Regions from separate parts of the Mus musculus genome. Here region 1 is linked to region 2. Evidence: chromatin loops called from intact Hi-C (ENCODE). Cell type or tissue: left cerebral cortex. All regions are shown on one strand. Links, peaks and the distances in the headings refer to the core of each region. The heading gives the core; the rest is flanking DNA. Region 1 overlaps D5Ertd615e (DNA segment, Chr 5, ERATO Doi 615, expressed). Region 2 overlaps D5Ertd615e (DNA segment, Chr 5, ERATO Doi 615, expressed).

Region 1 (8,483 bases), core at 119-8,118, 68 kb before region 2:
TGTCTTAGTTTTAATTCCTGTTGTTTGGACAAAAGCAATTTAAGGGAGAAAGTGTTTATTCTACCTGACAGTTCAAGTCACCATCCATTATGATGAAGAAGCCAAGGTAGCAGAAGCTTGAAGCAATAGGTCATAGTACATCCACAGTTAAAACAAGAGAGCGATGAATCCATGGGGCTGCTCTGCCTTCTTTCTCTCCTTCTAAACTCCAGGATCCCTGCTAGGGAATGTATCACCCACAGTGGGAGAGTCTTTAAACCTCAGTGAGTGTATCAAGATAATCCCACCAGGGGCCCATCTCCTGGGTAATTCTAGTCCCATCAAACTGATGAATAACACTAACCATCACACTGTTCAAATGCCACTCCTTCTCAGCATCTTTGCTGCCTCTTTGGATGCAGGGAAACTGCTCTTAACATGAGCTATTGTTCATGGTCCTTGTTTCTCTCAAGGATGAAGCCACAGGACAATCCTGGTTTTGTTGACCTGGCCAGATGTGTATGTGTCCATTTCCTCTTACAGTCGTCAACAGACACATAGGTTTCAAGTGCCTCGCTTCTCATTCAAGAATTAAGAAATTTCAGAGATTTGGCAGCAAATGTTAAAAAACCTCCATTGAATACGGACGCAAATGTTCTCCACAGAAGCTTTTGGAGCAGTGCCCAAAGGGGAGCAAGCTAAAAAGAATCAGTTTGTTCTTAAAGGCATTTCAGCCTGGATGGTTATCTGTTGTGAAGCCTAGGAGCACTGGAGGATGTTTGGCAGGGTCTCTGACCTTGAGCACCCACCTTAGAAAAGTTCATATGACAGTCAATACCATTATAGTATACATACATTTATTTATTACTTATTTTATGTGTATGAGTGCCTTGCCTGAATGTGTATCTGTGTATGAAGGGCGTGCCTGGTACTCTCTGAGGCCAGAGGGGATATCAGACTCCCCAGAACTAGAGCTACAGATAGTTCTTAGCTGTCACGTGAGTGCTGGGAACTGAACCCAGCTTCTCTGAAAGAGCTGCTACTGCTTTTAACCACCAAGCCATCCCTTTAGCTCCAAGGTTTATGTACATTTTAAAACACAACAAAAATATTGACTGGAGGGACAACTTGGTAGACTCTGTATTACCCCTGTAGAGGATCCAAGTTTGGTTCCTAGCATCCACACGGAGTGACTCACAACCACCTTTAACTCCGACTCCAGGGTATCTGATCTGGCATCCATGGGTACCTGGACTTAAACATTTGAATGCACATGTGTGAATGCACATACATATGTTTTTCTTTCTTTTATTGAAAATAGATTTTTTCATATGATATATTTTGATTATGGTTTCTCCTCTCCCCTCCTACTCCTAGTTTCTTCCTGTCTGCCCCCTCATCTGGATCTTTTTTGTCTCTGGTTACAAAATAGAAAATAAGAAATAATAATAAAATTAGATAAATCAAAAACAAACAAATCATAACAGGACGAAACAGCCAAACAAGATAAGAGCCAACAGAAAAAAAGACACGAGGAACACAATAGATGCAGGGACACATGTGTGTTCATATTCAGGAATCCCATACAAACCCCAAACCAAAAGTCATAGTATATACACAGAGGACCTGTAAGGTAGGAAAAAAACTGCTTTTAAAAAATAAAAAATAAAAATTTCAAATGAGCTACTATATACATACACATGTTCAAGTATAATAGGAAACTGTAGAAGATATTTATTATAAGCTAAATCCAAGCCAATCATTACTGGATGTGTGACCTTAGCCAAGTCAGAGCTCAGGGTCTGCTCCAAAATGAGACTGTGGGATAAGAGAATTGATCACACCATTGCTCCCAGCCCCATTAGGCAGTAAAGCCTATCAGAAAACAGATGTGTGATCCTTTTAGAATGACAACAACAGCTGAAGGGAAGCAGTGTGTTCACGAAAACTCAACCCTCTATTTAACTAACCCACTCCTACGTGATTGGCATTCCTCATTCAGGAAGTGAAGGGACCTTTGAGACATGAGGCATCTGGTGATGACCATTACGTTCTGGGGAAACAGAAACATGGGCTGTAGGGTGGATAACTTGGATGCTTTCTGTCTCTCTTACACTGAAACCTAAGGAATTCCCATCACAGTTGCATGCAGATCTACAAGACCTGTATGGGGTAGAATGCTCCTTGATAAACCAGACTCTCAACACTTGGGAATCCGTCAAGTCTGTGAGTGTTTCCAAATGGGAGGAGAGAGGTAAATGCTAAGTCACTTCCCTGCTCTATCTCCCTATAGCCCACTTGCTCTTGAGAAGAAAGTGTTCCTTCCTCTTCCATATCTAAGCCAGCCTCACTTGTGTTTCTGACTTCCAAGGCTGCATCCTTGTCTTCCTGGTCACTGCCTTCCCACAAAAAACCTCTGTATTTGATATCCACACTATCACAGACACAAGGCAGTTGTAGGTAGCAGATTCCTGCTGAAGTTGGGGAGGCAGCCAAGAAGATTTATAGAGAGCAGAAAATAGCTTCCAATTAAACGTTAAACACTGAACAAGAAAGGCAGCTTGCACCCCTTGCTAAGGAGGATGCCAGATCACTTTGTCATTGCTGTTTTTGTTAGCACCCCAAGAAGCCACATGGCTCTTCATCTCTCCTACTCTAAGCTTCCAGACACCAGAAACTTCTTGCCTTGCCTTCTTATCTACACTGAGCTCACCATGACCCCTACAATGGCCTGCATGATGTAGGAAAGGTATAAGGGAGCTTGCCTTCATCAGCTAATATGTCCACTCATTCCTTAAAACCACAGATTTATTTATGCAAGCAAAAAAAGCTTGTCTTTTATAGACAGTACATCAAAAAAGTCTCATTTTCCTTATAACTTTTCCACTCATTCTCTGCAACTACAAAAAAAAAAAAAAAAAAAAAAAGAAAAGAAAAAAGAAAATAAAAATAGGCATTTGCCATGCATGGTGGCACATGCTTTAATCTCAGCACTCAAGAGGCAGAGGCAGGAGAATTTCTATGAAGGCAAAAACCAGCCTGGTCTACTACAGTGAGGTTCAGGATATCCACTTCTATGTAGAGAGACCCTGTCTAAAAAAATAATAATAAATAAATAAATACCTAAAGTGAACAAAGTGATTATTTTCAAATTACCTATTTCTGGATTTCTCTGATCATGTGGCCTCATCTGATTTGTCTTTGTTGTGATTTCAGTATGGAATGTCCTGCTCGCTATGAATGGGCAGCCCTGTCTGGAAGGTTATAGAACCTTTAGGCAGTGGAACTGTGCTGAAGGAAGGGACTGAGTGGTGGGATCTGAGGTTTACTAGCCTCTTTACTCCTTGCTTCCTGACTGTGAATGGCAACTGTGAATTGCATGTGACCAGATGACCCTCATGCTTCCCCATCATGATAGGTTGTACCCCCTTAAACTGTGAGCCAGAATAAGCCCTTCCCCCTGGAAGTTGCTACCTGTCAAGCATTTCATCTAAGCAACTAGTATCACCATAGTAACTAAGGCAGTTTTTAGATGGATAACTTCCTGAGAAACGAAAAGCACTAAGCCATCACTCAGCCAAGGAGGTTAGGATGATTTCTATGTGCTCAGCCCAGGGAGTGGCACTATTAGGAAGTATGGCCTTGTTGGAGTAGGTGTGTCACTGGAGGTGTGGGCTTTAAGACCTTCCTCCTAGCTGCCTGGAAGTCAGTCTTCCACTGGCAGCCTTCAGATGAAGATGTAGAACTCTCAGCTCTGCCTGCACCATGCCTGCCTGGATGCTGCCATGCTCCCATCTTAATGATAATGGACTGAACCTCTGAACCTGTAAGCCAGCCTGAAATAAATGTTGTCCTTACAACAAGTTGCCTTGCTCATGGTGTCTCTTCACAGCAGTAAAACCCTGACTAGGACAGGATCAAGGCTTACAAGGATCAAAACTTCCTAGAATACACCGCTGATTTTCACGAATTCACAAATCCTTTGTGCAGTTGTAGAAATCCAGCTATACTCTCATCTGCATTCACTAAACAGATGCCTGAAATCCAGTAGCAGTATGAAGCAATGACAAAAGATGAAAACCAGTAAAATTATTTGAAAAAAAGAAAAGATATACAAACATGCATCTATAACCTGGGGAAATGAAATGCCTAGGCCAGAAACTGGAATGGACCTAACGAGATTCAAAAATACCACACTCTATTTGGTGCTAGTGGGGAGCTGCAAGCATTCCACATATTTGCATGTTCCTGGTGTTCTAGTGGGAAGTGGGAGGGATCAGGACAGATGGCTCTAGGAAGTGTGGGTGATCCACCATCAAGTATATGAGCCAAATGGTATTTTCCCAAGTTCCATCTCTCCAGAAGCCATTCATGAAACCCGACACCCCACATCCATGGCCCACGCCATTCTCTCCTGCATACTTAAACATTGAAGCTTTTCTTTTCCCGTAATAATTTAATCATTTAAAAATTATCATGTGCTGCCTTGTTAAATGTTGTAACTAGGCTTCATCCATCAGGTAGCTCTTTGAGCACCACCCCCAGGTCTTCCCTCTGTATCTGTCTAGCCTGATGGTCCTCCATGTACTCAGCCCACCTTTACCTGACAGATTCCAGATTCCCTGTGCTGTGCCATAGAGATCTGCATTGGCAGCAAACCATAGGAAGGTCTTTATCTCCATGAGGATTTTACTCCAGTAAAGAAACATAATGAACATATAAATAAGAATATGGAATCTTTCTCCTATTTAAAGTCTATATATATTCTTTCTCACCAGTCACCTTAACAATGACCCAAGACATGGGCACAAACAATTCACTGAGAAACTCCACTGAGAGAAGTGAAGAGCACTGATCCTCAGTCCCCAGTGTTTGGCACTCTTCTGCCCATATCATAATTCCTGGACCATAGCCTTCACTTCTAAGTTCTCCTTCTAAGGTCACGTTCCTCCCTGTAAGTCCCTACTATAGATAGTGTGGTGGTTAATGTTCATTGTCAACATGATTGAATTTGGAATCACCTAGGAGACATACCTTTGGTTGTATCTCATAGAGTGTGTCCTAAAAGGCTTAACTGAGGAGGGAAGACCCGTCCTGAATGTGGGAGGCACTACCCTGTGCTGTCATGGGAAGCAGAGAAAGGAAAAAGCAAGCTGAGTGTGAGCATTCATCTCATTCTGCTTCCTATGGCAAACACAGTGCACCCAGCTGCCTCACCTTCTCACCTCCATCTTTCCACACCGCAATGGGCTGTCTCCTCAAGCTAAAGCCAAAATCACTTCTCCTCCTTTAGGTTGGTATTGGCTCTCTGTCAGGTGTTTTGTCACAGTAATAAAAAAATTTACTAACACAATGCCCAGGACATTTTCACTTCCATCCTCACCAATCCCAGGGTTCATATAATTGTTCTCTCAATTGTACAATACAACCCCAAGGCAGCTAGTACAGCCAGCCTTCACTGTTAACCTTTGGACTATTTCACAGGACACCAGGAGGAGAGGTTCTCCCTCCTAGCTTACCTTCTTGCTTATGTTACTCTCTTATGCGCTTTCACTTTGAGTAATGGCTCTGTGTGTCAACTGGATGCCAAATGTAACTTTTAAAAATTGACTTCAAATTTTCAAAAGAATGCCAAACTAAGAATAACACATAAGACCTGCTAGCTTATTTCACCCCCAACAAATTCTGGTGATACATATGAAGGTACAGACCACCATTCATGATAGACCTTGGTCATGAGAGCCATAGTCTCCCTTGTACCCATGGCCTGGGTGAATTATAAAGAGGAAGGCATAGGACCTCATGGAGAAAGGGCTCTGGGCCTCCAGTGGTACATTGAAATCAGAGAAAAGTGGGAGGAAGATTCCTCAGGCAGCCTTCCCAGCTCAGCTCACAGAACACAGTGGAAAATGAGAGCCTGCCTTAGGCAGCTGCCTGGGAGGCAGCCTGGCCTTCTGAAAATAAGAGTTAAATGGAAGCTGTATCCAGTGGGCAGAGTAGACACAGTGCACACTATTCAGAGATGCCTGGTTTCCTGGCTAGGGTCACTATACCTGTGATCAAACACCAGGACCAAAGAAACTTGCAAGAAAAGTGTTTATTTGGTTTATGCTTCCATACCACTGTTCATCATTGGAGGAAGTCACAACAGAAACTCAAGCAGGGCAGGAACCTGGAGGCAGGACCTGCTTATTGGCTTCCACAATGTCTTGTGCATCCTGCTTTCTTGTAGAATCCAGGACCACCAACCCAGTAATGGCACCACCCACAATGGGCTGGGCCTTCCTCCATCAATCACTAATGTCCTACAGGCTTCTGTACACCCCAGCTCTTGTGGAGGCATTTTCTCAATTGTGTGAGGCTACCTCCTCCCTGATGTCCAGTTGACATGAAATTAGCCACACCTGGCCTGAGCCAGACTGAAAGGGCTTTGCCATAAAGTGACCACTTTCGTAGAGGGTCCATAAGGCAAAGCTCTTTCCGTGGAATCACGGGCCAAGGTTTTATGCAAGATGAGTCAGGTAGACCTGTGAAAGAAGCAAGATGATGACTCCAAAGGAGAGTAGCTTTCCTTATTTTCAGAAAGAAGAATTGTTGTTTGAACAGAGGGCATGTGATAGACACAGAATATGCTGGTGTGACTTTGTCACTATAACAAATGACATGAGGCTGGGTAACTTTATAAAGTAAAGAGGTGGATTTTTCTCATGGTTCTTAATATTGAAGGGCAAGGCATTGCTGATATCAGTTGTGCTTTGGTTAGGACCCCATGGCAGATGACACTACAGCAACAGGAGTGTGTACAGGAGAAAGATACCACATCTCAAACAGGAAGGCAGAGAATAATTTGAGTTAGACTTACCCACAACTCATTGCTTTGTGACCTCAAGAGTCCCCAAAAAGAGTTACTTTAGTTCCTTCTGAGGGTAGCTCTCTGGAAAGCCTAAGGATATCCCACTAGGTTATACTTTTAAAATCCCACTAACTCCTTCCTAATTATCATAGTGGGAACTAAGCCCTCAACATGAAGCCCTGGGTGCTATATTCAAACCACATCCAACCAAAGAGGACAGGACTATGACAGCACCCACTGCCTGAAAGGATCTTTTGCACACTCACCTCTCAGTCCTCAACCACTCCTCCTAAACCTGACACTGGATTTCAGGGTGGGACAGAGGACTGAAGTAAAAGGGGACCACATGGAAGAGGAAACCTGATTCTCATGCTCCTACTGGTCAAGCTCAAGCCAGGAGGGAGGGAAGATATCTAACCTAGATGAGGAATTGAAGTTGAGGCATTATGTTGGATTGAACCAGTAACTAAAAGCAAATTGATTTTAATATTTATAAATTATCTTTTAAAATAGTGAGATTTTACTCTCATCATTGGCAAAGCTTTCTCGAGCAGGCTGAAAACTGTGCTAAGTAAAAATAGTTATTTCCTATCTTACCTCATCTATCTCATCAGATTTGTTTGTTCAGAAGCCAGCTACAAAAGAAAAACAGAGCAGAGAGAAAGAGATTGAGATAGAGAGGCAGAGGCAGAGGCAGAGGCAGAGGCAGAGGCAGAGGCAGAGGCAGAGGCAGAGGCAGAGGCAGAGGCAGAGGCAGAGGCAGAGGCAGAGGCAGAGGCAGAGGCAGAGGCAGAGGCAGAGGCAGAGGCAGAGGCAGGAGAGGGGAGTGAGCCGAATTGAAGTCTGCTTTTGAAACTCCTCCTTGGGAAGAATGAGGAGACAAATGTCAGTGAGAGAGAGAGAGGCCATCCCTGGTGAAGAGTGGGAAGAGAACATGGAAGGATCTTGTAGCACAAAGGAAGCAGTTATAAGGCAAGAGGTCCCGAGGAAGGCAGAGTCTGGGAAACATCTAGGCTGAAGCTGTCATGGTGCAGAATTTGGGTTGAATGGCTGGGCATTCTAGAGTATAAGCAGAAAATTGACATAGTCTGACTTACATATTTAGAGTCAATTTTCAAGTTGTCTCAAGAATGATTATGAAGGAGGAATGGTGGCAGCCCATTAGAATGACACAGTGTGAGTTAAAAAAATAAAATTACATCAATTAATCAACCACAATGGTTGATTTTCTAAAGTACATAGATTCTAGAAAACCAGGACAGTGGCCCTAGGTATTTCTGAACCTTCATGACTACAGCAATTTACTAAAAGTTACCAAAAGAAAATCACAAGGAAAGAGGCTCTCCTAGAAGAACAAGTTTTCCTGAGATCTACACGATGTGCATCTGCACGTGTTGCATGTAAGCTTATATTATTAGCACACTGCCTAGAGTGAATTGCACATTCTTCTAACCTCTCCTTTAATAGAACTTCATCATGAAAATGTGTTTCTTAGTGGTTCTTATGCATTTCAAATCCACTTTTGTACCAGACATCAAAATAAATTTGAGAGATTTTTAAGCCATTTGTGAGGAAAGGGGAAAAACTATTCAAACTACTTTTTATTTATTTCCCATTAATAATTACATTGAACAGTCTACCTCTGGCCTGA
Region 2 (8,483 bases), core at 290-8,289:
AGGTAAGAGCTCAGAAGACCAAGGTCAGATCCACATCCCAGCTCAGGTAGCCAAAGAGAACTCAATCTTCTCCTACCTTTCTGTCCCACCCCAGCCCTAAACACGTTGGATGGTGTCAACTTACTCTGGTGAGAATAGATCTTCTTCGTCCAGTTCCCCAGTTTAAATGCTAATCCCTCTGAAATGCCTCAGGGGAAAAAATGTTTAGGCAGCTAGTTCGGGCATCTCATAGCCCAGTGAAACTGATAGAGAATGAATCATGGTGATGTCATTTCCCTTTCTCACTTCTAATAGCAAAAGCCGAAGCCTACTGGGCACTTACATCATCCAAGGGACTCTGAAAATCTGAGAAAAGAAATGACAGCAACAAGAAATGAAAATAAGGGACCAGCTGCTCAACTGGGATCTTAGAATTGTAATTCTAGGAGCCCAGAGACCAGTAGAAACCCCAATATGTTGCTGTGTCAGGAAGGAGGTTAGTGAGTCATTTCAAGGATAAAAGGAGAGTTGTACAAGTTATTTATCAAGAAACTATTCAGTCTCCCCTGTGTATAGGTAGACCAGTTGAATGGACACCGCTGTTCTAGGAAATAGTAAGAATCTGCCCAATGTCGTGATGCATCTCAGCTTCAAGTTTATAATAGTAGTCACCAGAGCAAAGACAGAGTTCCTGGTGTCAACTTTCTCTCACACTTGCCATGTGCCTTACATGTATAAATGCCTTAATCATTCCAGCATCCCCATAAGTTTCTATTCACAGAGGAAACATGAAAGGGAAAGAGTAGAAAGTGACAAAGTCAAATACAAAAAAACATTTCATTCTAGAAAAATAGCTAAAATGACTCTGGCACAAAAGAACATTGAACAATGTGCCTTTGAACATGCAAACCTAGTTGAAAAGGTTCAGGAAAGGTACTGGAAGTTCATGGAAGTATCAACAGACAGGAAGTGCCCCAGCTCCTTCAGTTGCTAGCATTGTGATTGTTGATGGACACCTGTCTCAGGCCACGGAGGTGATTAAGACTACGCTGTTCCCCTTCTCCTTATAATGGATGGCTCTGCTGGGCTGTGACTATTAATCCTGTAACCATAGAATGTTACATAGAATGTTCCTGAAAGATAGGCTAACACATCTGCATTGTAAGAAGAAATCTACAAATGTTCTGCCAAAAAAAAACCCCAAAAAAAAACAAAACAAAACAAAACAAAAAAACAAAAACAAAACAAAAACAAAAAACAAAAAAAAAAAACCCTTTGTTTGGAAATCCATGCTTCTTATTTCTATACTCAAAAGGGGCAAATTTTAAGTACTAAGCAGTTGACAACGTAGAATCACAATTTGTTACCATTGGGAAATATTTTTAAAGACTGTCCATTTCCTCCTCTTATAGGAGCAGTCACCCAGCAGTCTATTCAAGGTTATAGGCAAATTCCTCTGTAGCCCTCTATAGCACAACCACACAGATCAACAGTGGGTATCAGGATCATTTGACCAGGAAAAGAGACACCTCATCACAGATTAAAAGGATATTATCTGGCATACTACATACACAATGACTTGCTTCTGCCTCATAGTAATCAAAAGAAATTAATCCAGGCCTAGTCTAGAGAAAATATTGGGATTGTAGATGACAAAATGTCCTCCCTACCAGAGTATGAGTGGAAACCTTGGTCCCTGGGGCTGGGACTATTTGGTCAGGTTCTAGAAACATTAGGAGACAACATAGATCACTAGGGTAAGTATTTATAGGTTTCTTGTCCACGGTCCTTTCCCATTTCACTCTCTGATTCCTACCAGATGTGAGATAAACAACCCTAAGCCACATGTTCCATGTCCTACCCAAGTGCACAAGGCCAAGAGAACATGGACAGAGCCCTCTGGGATCATATGCACAAACGAATCCTTCTTCCTTTGTGTTATCAATACCAGATGCTTTAACATGACGACACACACACCCCACCAAAAAAAAAGAAAAGAAAAGAAAAGAAAAGAAAAAAGAAAAAAGTGCCTAGTAGAGTCTGACATGCTCTGAAGCACCAACTTTAACTAAGCAGAGTCACTTCAGTTGGAATTTTTAGCCCCAAACCATAACCACGGTACTATTTCAAGTTCCATTGTGAATACTGAACTTTGAAGGCAAGTCACCGTCCTAGTTAAGAGATCTGATGCCAGAATCTCTGTCACCTTCAAGGGGTATGCGATTCCTTAAGCTATTTATTCATCCATTACTTTGATTGAAAGAAATAAAATTCCCACATCACAAGGTTATTATGAAGTTTAAATTGGTAAATCTACGTAAGATATTTAAAATGGTGTTTGCCATAGAGTTGGTAGTGGTATTATGGGGATGCACTTTAAAAGCCCACACTATGGTCCAAAGATATTGGAGCCCTGGGGAGTAGATCTCATGCAGAAGCTTTCTGTGAATTCTCAAATGAACTCTTCAAATTTTGCTTGGGGAACATTTTAAAACATGCCCTGTCCAATCACTAATTCAGAACTGCAACATCTGTGGTTACAAATCTTACATGTTTCTGGGCTCCAGTGGGCCTTTGCCCTGTGTTCTGCCACCCCAGAGCACTGGCTTTGACTCATAGAGAAGACGATTGCATTCACATGCTGTAATAAAATCATGCATTCTGATGCCTAAGTTCTACCATGGCTAGTTCACAGCCAATCAGTTCTTCACTGCATCTGTTAGAGACAGACACAGGAAAGGCTAGGTTATAGAAAGCTATATATTCACGATTGGAAAGCCTCACATTTTCTGAAAATCTCGTGGAGTTCAGCCCATGACATCACTGACTCCGTTCCTGAGACTCAATGTCTAATCAACCTACACATTGTGACCCCGTCTCAACAAGTTGTGATCTGAAGTCACTCACAAAATTTTAAAGAGACACACATATTGTGAGGTCAGTGGCAGTGGAAAGCTGGGTTGTCATAGGTTGAGAGCCCAATTTTTTATTTTTAGATCATCTCTATATGTTACTTAATATCCATACGACTGTTGCTTAAATCATTTTGCTTTATACAAGCAGACCCTAACTTTCATCAACCCAGCAGTTTAAAATGTCATCAGATAGCACCTGAGCCCTGTAACAGAGCTACCTGACATTTCCAGCAATGTACATAAAAAGTATCTATTTATGACTGTGTTCTGGCTCTACAAAAAGTTCATGAAATTCTTACTATGTTGGAAAAATTGGGATAACCTGAATCTATGCTCCTCATGTTTGGCTCCAATATAAACCATCTCTTTTTCTAGAGTTGTGTTTTCGTATCACCAGACTCAATGACTTAAACTTCAAACACTCAATAGACAGACACCTGTCACATGCACACAGTTTTGTGTTTGGTGAAATTTCCTGGCTTGAGACAACAGCACACACCCATGTAACTGTGCCCAACATGCCTGTACCCACTTCTAGCACTCAGCATATACCAGGTTATAATACACTCCATGAAGACTTGTTAGAAGAGGGGCTTCTAATCATTTCCACGCACTGTACAGCTAATCTTTAAGCTATTTCTCACAACAGGTTTTTTTTTCCTTACACTCTTCATTTTACAATTAATGAAACTAAAGTCCCTTTTGATTCTAGGACACAAGCCTCCACCTGTATCTCTGAGATTCTTGTATATAATGTCACTGTATGCATATAAAACATCAGAGGGAGCAGACAGAGCTGAGATGTCTCTCAATTAGAATGCCACACATCTCATCTCAGAGACCCCACCAGCCATAGAAAATATCTTTTTTACACTCCAATCAAAATTTGGCAGTACACCTGAGAAAGTTGACAATATGCTACCACAGGCAAGCTGAGGATCTCTCTCAATAGGGAGAGTTGTCAAGAAACACAGACGGCAAATAGAATCCTGGGAGGTCTAAATGTGGTTGGGCTTAAACCTATCTCTCTTACAACCCTCCCTCTACTCCAGGCTTCTCCTAGCTGCTGCAACACTGCTAAATCTCTATTTTATCACCTCCCACTCACCCAATCTGCTCTCCCCAGCTCCGCTCTCCTGAGATGGTTTCCTCCAGTGCAAAAGAGGCTTTTCCCCTTCACTTACAAACACCATTAGAATAGGATCCAGTCACTTGACTTTCTTTCTATTACCATGCCCAACTTAATAATTATATCCAGCATAAAATAACTGGCATGAAGAAGAAAAATTGAAATGATTACACTAAAATCACCCAGAATTCCACAGGTGAGAGTGATACAGTTAACTTGGCACACATCCTTCCCGACTTCTACATGCAGACAAGCACATGGCACATGTATTGCAAAACAATACAACACAACCAATTCGAAACCTGTGGGGAGGGGTGTCTTTGTTTTGTTTTGCTTTGCTTTGCTTTATTCGTAACTATGTTAATACATGAAAACAAGTAAACGTCATCACAACCACATCATCAATTCTCTATTGGTGGATATGTAGGTTGCTTACACTGTGTTTAATGTTCTAGCAACACTTTATGAGCATCATTGAACATTGCTCAGGTTAAATGCAAAGGGTCTGGTTAGACCACTCTCTCTAGAGAATCCTTTCATGGCTTCCCTTGATTTGAAGGATAAATTCCAGACATACTGGCTTACCTCCCTCCTGTCTTGTGCCCCTTCACTTTCTTACACAGTGCCCATGTGAGTTCTGCTGTGGTTAGTCTTGGGTGCATTCCCTCCACTTCATTAACCCTTTCTTTTTTTCTTCTGGTTTCAAATTTAAGCATAAGCATAATTTTCGAGAAGTTCCTTAAGTTTGACTTTGCCCCCACTACACTAAGACACAGAAAATTTAATCTTAATGTGTTAAGGAATAATTTAAGGTATAATCATGACTTTATACAAATATATTAATAAAATGATAATGTGACAAAATTTTAATATAACTCATTAAATAATGATGGAACCAGTAATATTATTAGAATTGGTTGAAATGGGAATTTGAGCAATCACATACATATCTAAGCAGAAAAGTGATGCCAGAATGAATTTATGAATATATGCAAAATGGACCTGTCATAGGGCAAAAATCAGTTACATCCCATCTCACCTAATTTGCCTTTCTATAATCAATAATCGTCTTCAAGAGCATTAGTTTTCTGTAAGTAACAGGTCTGTAAAAGAGCTGATGGACATGAAAGGCAGAAATGATTAGGCAAGGAGTGTTTAAATGAAATTCTCCATCATACTTTTTGTCTATTGTTACCTGTCCAATCATTCCCAAAAGTTACTCCTTGGAATCTTTGTGCATGTGTACATGCACATGCATGCACATACAGACACCCAGGTACATACATGCACACCTACTTTTGTAATCTGGAATATATGAGAGCTCTAACATAACAGAAAACTCAGAACCTCTTTCAGTGTCTATTCTACTCTGGCCACTGCTGGACGCTCAATGGCTTTCTTGTGGTGCTGTGTAGCAAGGGTACTCTATTGCCTCCATGGTCATTTATTTTGAGCATATGAGATACAGATTGGAGAACAAAAGGGACAATTTGTTCAGAAGGGACAATGTCCACTGAAGGGGGAAAAAGAAAATAAGACAGAGATAGAAAGATGAAAGAACTGAGTAATCAACGTTTAGTCTCATGGAAAAATTCATTTTATAATGAGCTATTCTATCTAAGGGACAAAAAAGATGGGGTATTTACACTAAGCTCTTTGGGGTCTTTGGTAGATGGTCAGTTCCAAAGCAGTCCTTTGGGACTTTTGAGAGACATATAGAGCCAGGTGATTGGAAGCCCACAGAAACATACAGAAGGAACACCACCACCCCACCCCACCTCCAATATAGCATTTGTAGTGCACAGACTGAAGTGAGAAAGCTGACTGGACCTGGGAGCTCTGCAGCATCCTGAAGTATTAGGCTCACCTCTGGGCCCTGCTTCCTTCCTGTCCCAGGCATTCATGATGGCAGAGAACATGGGTCTTGTACTTATGAAACCAACAGCTCCTCTCCTTTTCTGGTCCTGTATCTCCCTTCACCCACCCAAAGCCGACCTTCCTACTCCCACCAATGTCCATTTCTCTCTTCAGTTTCCCATGAGGAGCTCACACCATGCAAAACTAGAAGCCCAAATAGGAAGCACATTTCCCTGCAAGCCACAGAAGCACTGAAGCTGAAGTCTCAACTGCTAACAATAGAGACAAAAAAAAAAAAAAACTATTGAAAACAAAATATGAGTCATGTTTCAAACTTTATTCTGCTGCAGACACTGTGCTGCAAGCTGCCACAGGGAAGAGATTGTAAACAGGCAGCCTCTTCAGTCTCTTGGGATCTGCTGCTGCCTGCACAAACAGTACCCTCCTCTTGGGTTCCTGGGATGGCTCACTGGGCAGCAGAATGAAAATCCAGGCAATCTGAGGACTGCTCAATTCTCAGCACAAACACATAGGACATCCCAACCCCCACATCCCAGTGGGTGTTTTCTAGACTGTTCCATCATTAAGGAAGCTGTCTTCCCTGCAAAGTCAAAACTCTGAGGAAGATTTCGTTTTAACTCTAGACTAGGATGTAACTGTTTAACAGCCTGCCTTCTTCTCCATGCAGTCCGCATTATTATTTTAAAGTTATTTTATCTCCTAGAGTCTTGATAGGAACAGACATATCTGCCATTTACTTGAAAATTTAATAAGCAGCAGCATCTACATACATATAGTCTCTTAGGAATTTCCACAGGCACAGAGTACAGGAAACATTTTTAAATGAAGGGTTTGGGTTCAGAGAGAATAAGAATACCTTTTGGGCCACAGGGAAACAGCTGAAACTGGGGTTATGACCGTCTACATCTGACAGCCTACTATACACCATATAATACATAGTAAGTATTTTGTTTCTTAAATTCTGAATTAAATCTTGGAAGATACTGGAGGTATTATCCGATGCTACAAGTTCATGAGGAAGCCTGTAGAGAGGCTTAGTGGCTACAGTGTTTACTGTTCTTGCAGAGGACCTGAGTTCTGTGCGCAGCACCCACATCAGGCAGCTCACATGTGCCTGTAACTCCATATCCAAGGGATCCAACACCATCTTCTGGCCTCCATTGCTCACATTCACATACCAACATACAGATACACACACATATATATGCTTTTTTAATCTTTCAAAAATTGTTATGAGATGATAAAAACAATAGCTTTCTCCCTCAAGTTTCTTTCTTTTTTTTTTTAAATTCTATACAGGAATGTTTAGCTCTTTCAATTGTTTGACTAATAGGTGCAACAACATTATGAACTAATCAGTACCCCAGAGCTCTTGACTCTAGCTGCATATGTATCAAAAGATGGCCTAGTAGGCCATCACTGGAAAGAGAGGCCCATTGGACATGCAAACTTTATATGCCCCAGTACAGGGGAACGCCAGGGCCAAAAAGTGGGAATGGGTGGGTAGGGGAGTGGGGGGGAGGGTATGGGGGACTTTTGGGATAGCATTGGAAATGTAATTGAGGAAAATATGTAATAAAAAAATAAAAAATAAATAAAGTTGGGATCTGGAGAGATTACTCAGTGTTTAAGAACACTGGCTGATCTTCCAGAGGATCCAGGTTCCAGTACAAGCACTCACACAATAGCTAACAGCCACTTCCATTTCCAAGAGATTCAATGTCCTTTTATAAGCAATAGCCCTCTGGTGCCTCCATGGGCACCAGACACATGCATGATAACCAGATATACATGAAGGCAAAGAGACACACACATATATACACACAAACACACACACACACAGGAGTGAGTGACAAAGTTAGGTATTTTCCTCATTTACATTTTCAATGCTATCCCAAAGGTCCCCCATACCCACGCCCCCAATCCCCTACCCACCCACTCCCCCTTTTTGGCCCTGGCATTCCCCTGTACTGGGGCATATAAAGTTTGCAAGTCCAATGGGCCTCTCTTTGCAGTGATGGCCGACTAGGCCATCTTTTGATACATATGCAGCTAAAGACAAGAGCTCCCGGGTACTGGTTAGTGACAAAGTTTTTTAAAACAAAATTACAAATTTAAAATAAGGAAAGAATTCATTGCTTCAATTAGCCAACATGAAAGCCAGTTTTCTAGGTTCTAGAAAGTGATGAGCTACCCAGCAGTACACTCTTTAGTGACCTTAGTAAGAACAGGGTTTGGAGTAGTCTTCACTGATGATCCAATGGTTCTTCTAAAACACTACTCCATCCTTTTCCTCTTATGCTCATGGGAGGCAGTGAGTGTTCTTTTCACACAAAAAGAACAGAGCTTTGCAGACAGACCTAACTTCTCTCCCAATGCTGTTTATGTCCAACAGTGGGATCTTGAACTAGTCCTTCACTCACTTAACATATAAGGAATATTTACCTCGGGTCAGGCTCCAGATACCACCCTGAGAATTATATGTCGTTATTCAAAGAGCCAGACAACAGCCAAGCCAGCCCACAACCACAATTTGAAGTAAACATTATGAACATGTTGCACAGAGATTGTGAGGTGTTCCT

Evidence for each region. Peaks named below come from ENCODE experiments on the same cell type or tissue, not always from the same donor. Only the 100,000 strongest peaks of a DNase experiment are listed, where the experiment ranks them.
Region 1: a loop joins it to region 2, with 10 times the contacts of the local background. A loop is called at or near these places in 2 of 42 quality-filtered maps.

The regions. Positions count from the first base shown.
Region 1 is chr5:45,227,778-45,236,260 of GRCm38, forward strand. The region is part of intron 4 of D5Ertd615e (DNA segment, Chr 5, ERATO Doi 615, expressed); the gene reads right to left. Among named protein-coding and RNA genes, the nearest start is that of Gm46912, 69 kb to the left of the region's middle. In left cerebral cortex, for the core only: no CTCF peak of the experiment used is centred there; DNase peaks (open chromatin) are centred at 615, 2,199, 2,519, 4,279 and 2 more places; H3K27ac peaks cover 1,959 bases.
Region 2 is chr5:45,295,107-45,303,589 of GRCm38, forward strand. The region is part of intron 4 of D5Ertd615e (DNA segment, Chr 5, ERATO Doi 615, expressed); the gene reads right to left. Among named protein-coding and RNA genes, the nearest start is that of D5Ertd615e, 130 kb to the right of the region's middle. In left cerebral cortex, for the core only: no CTCF peak of the experiment used is centred there; DNase peaks (open chromatin) are centred at 3,979 and 6,201.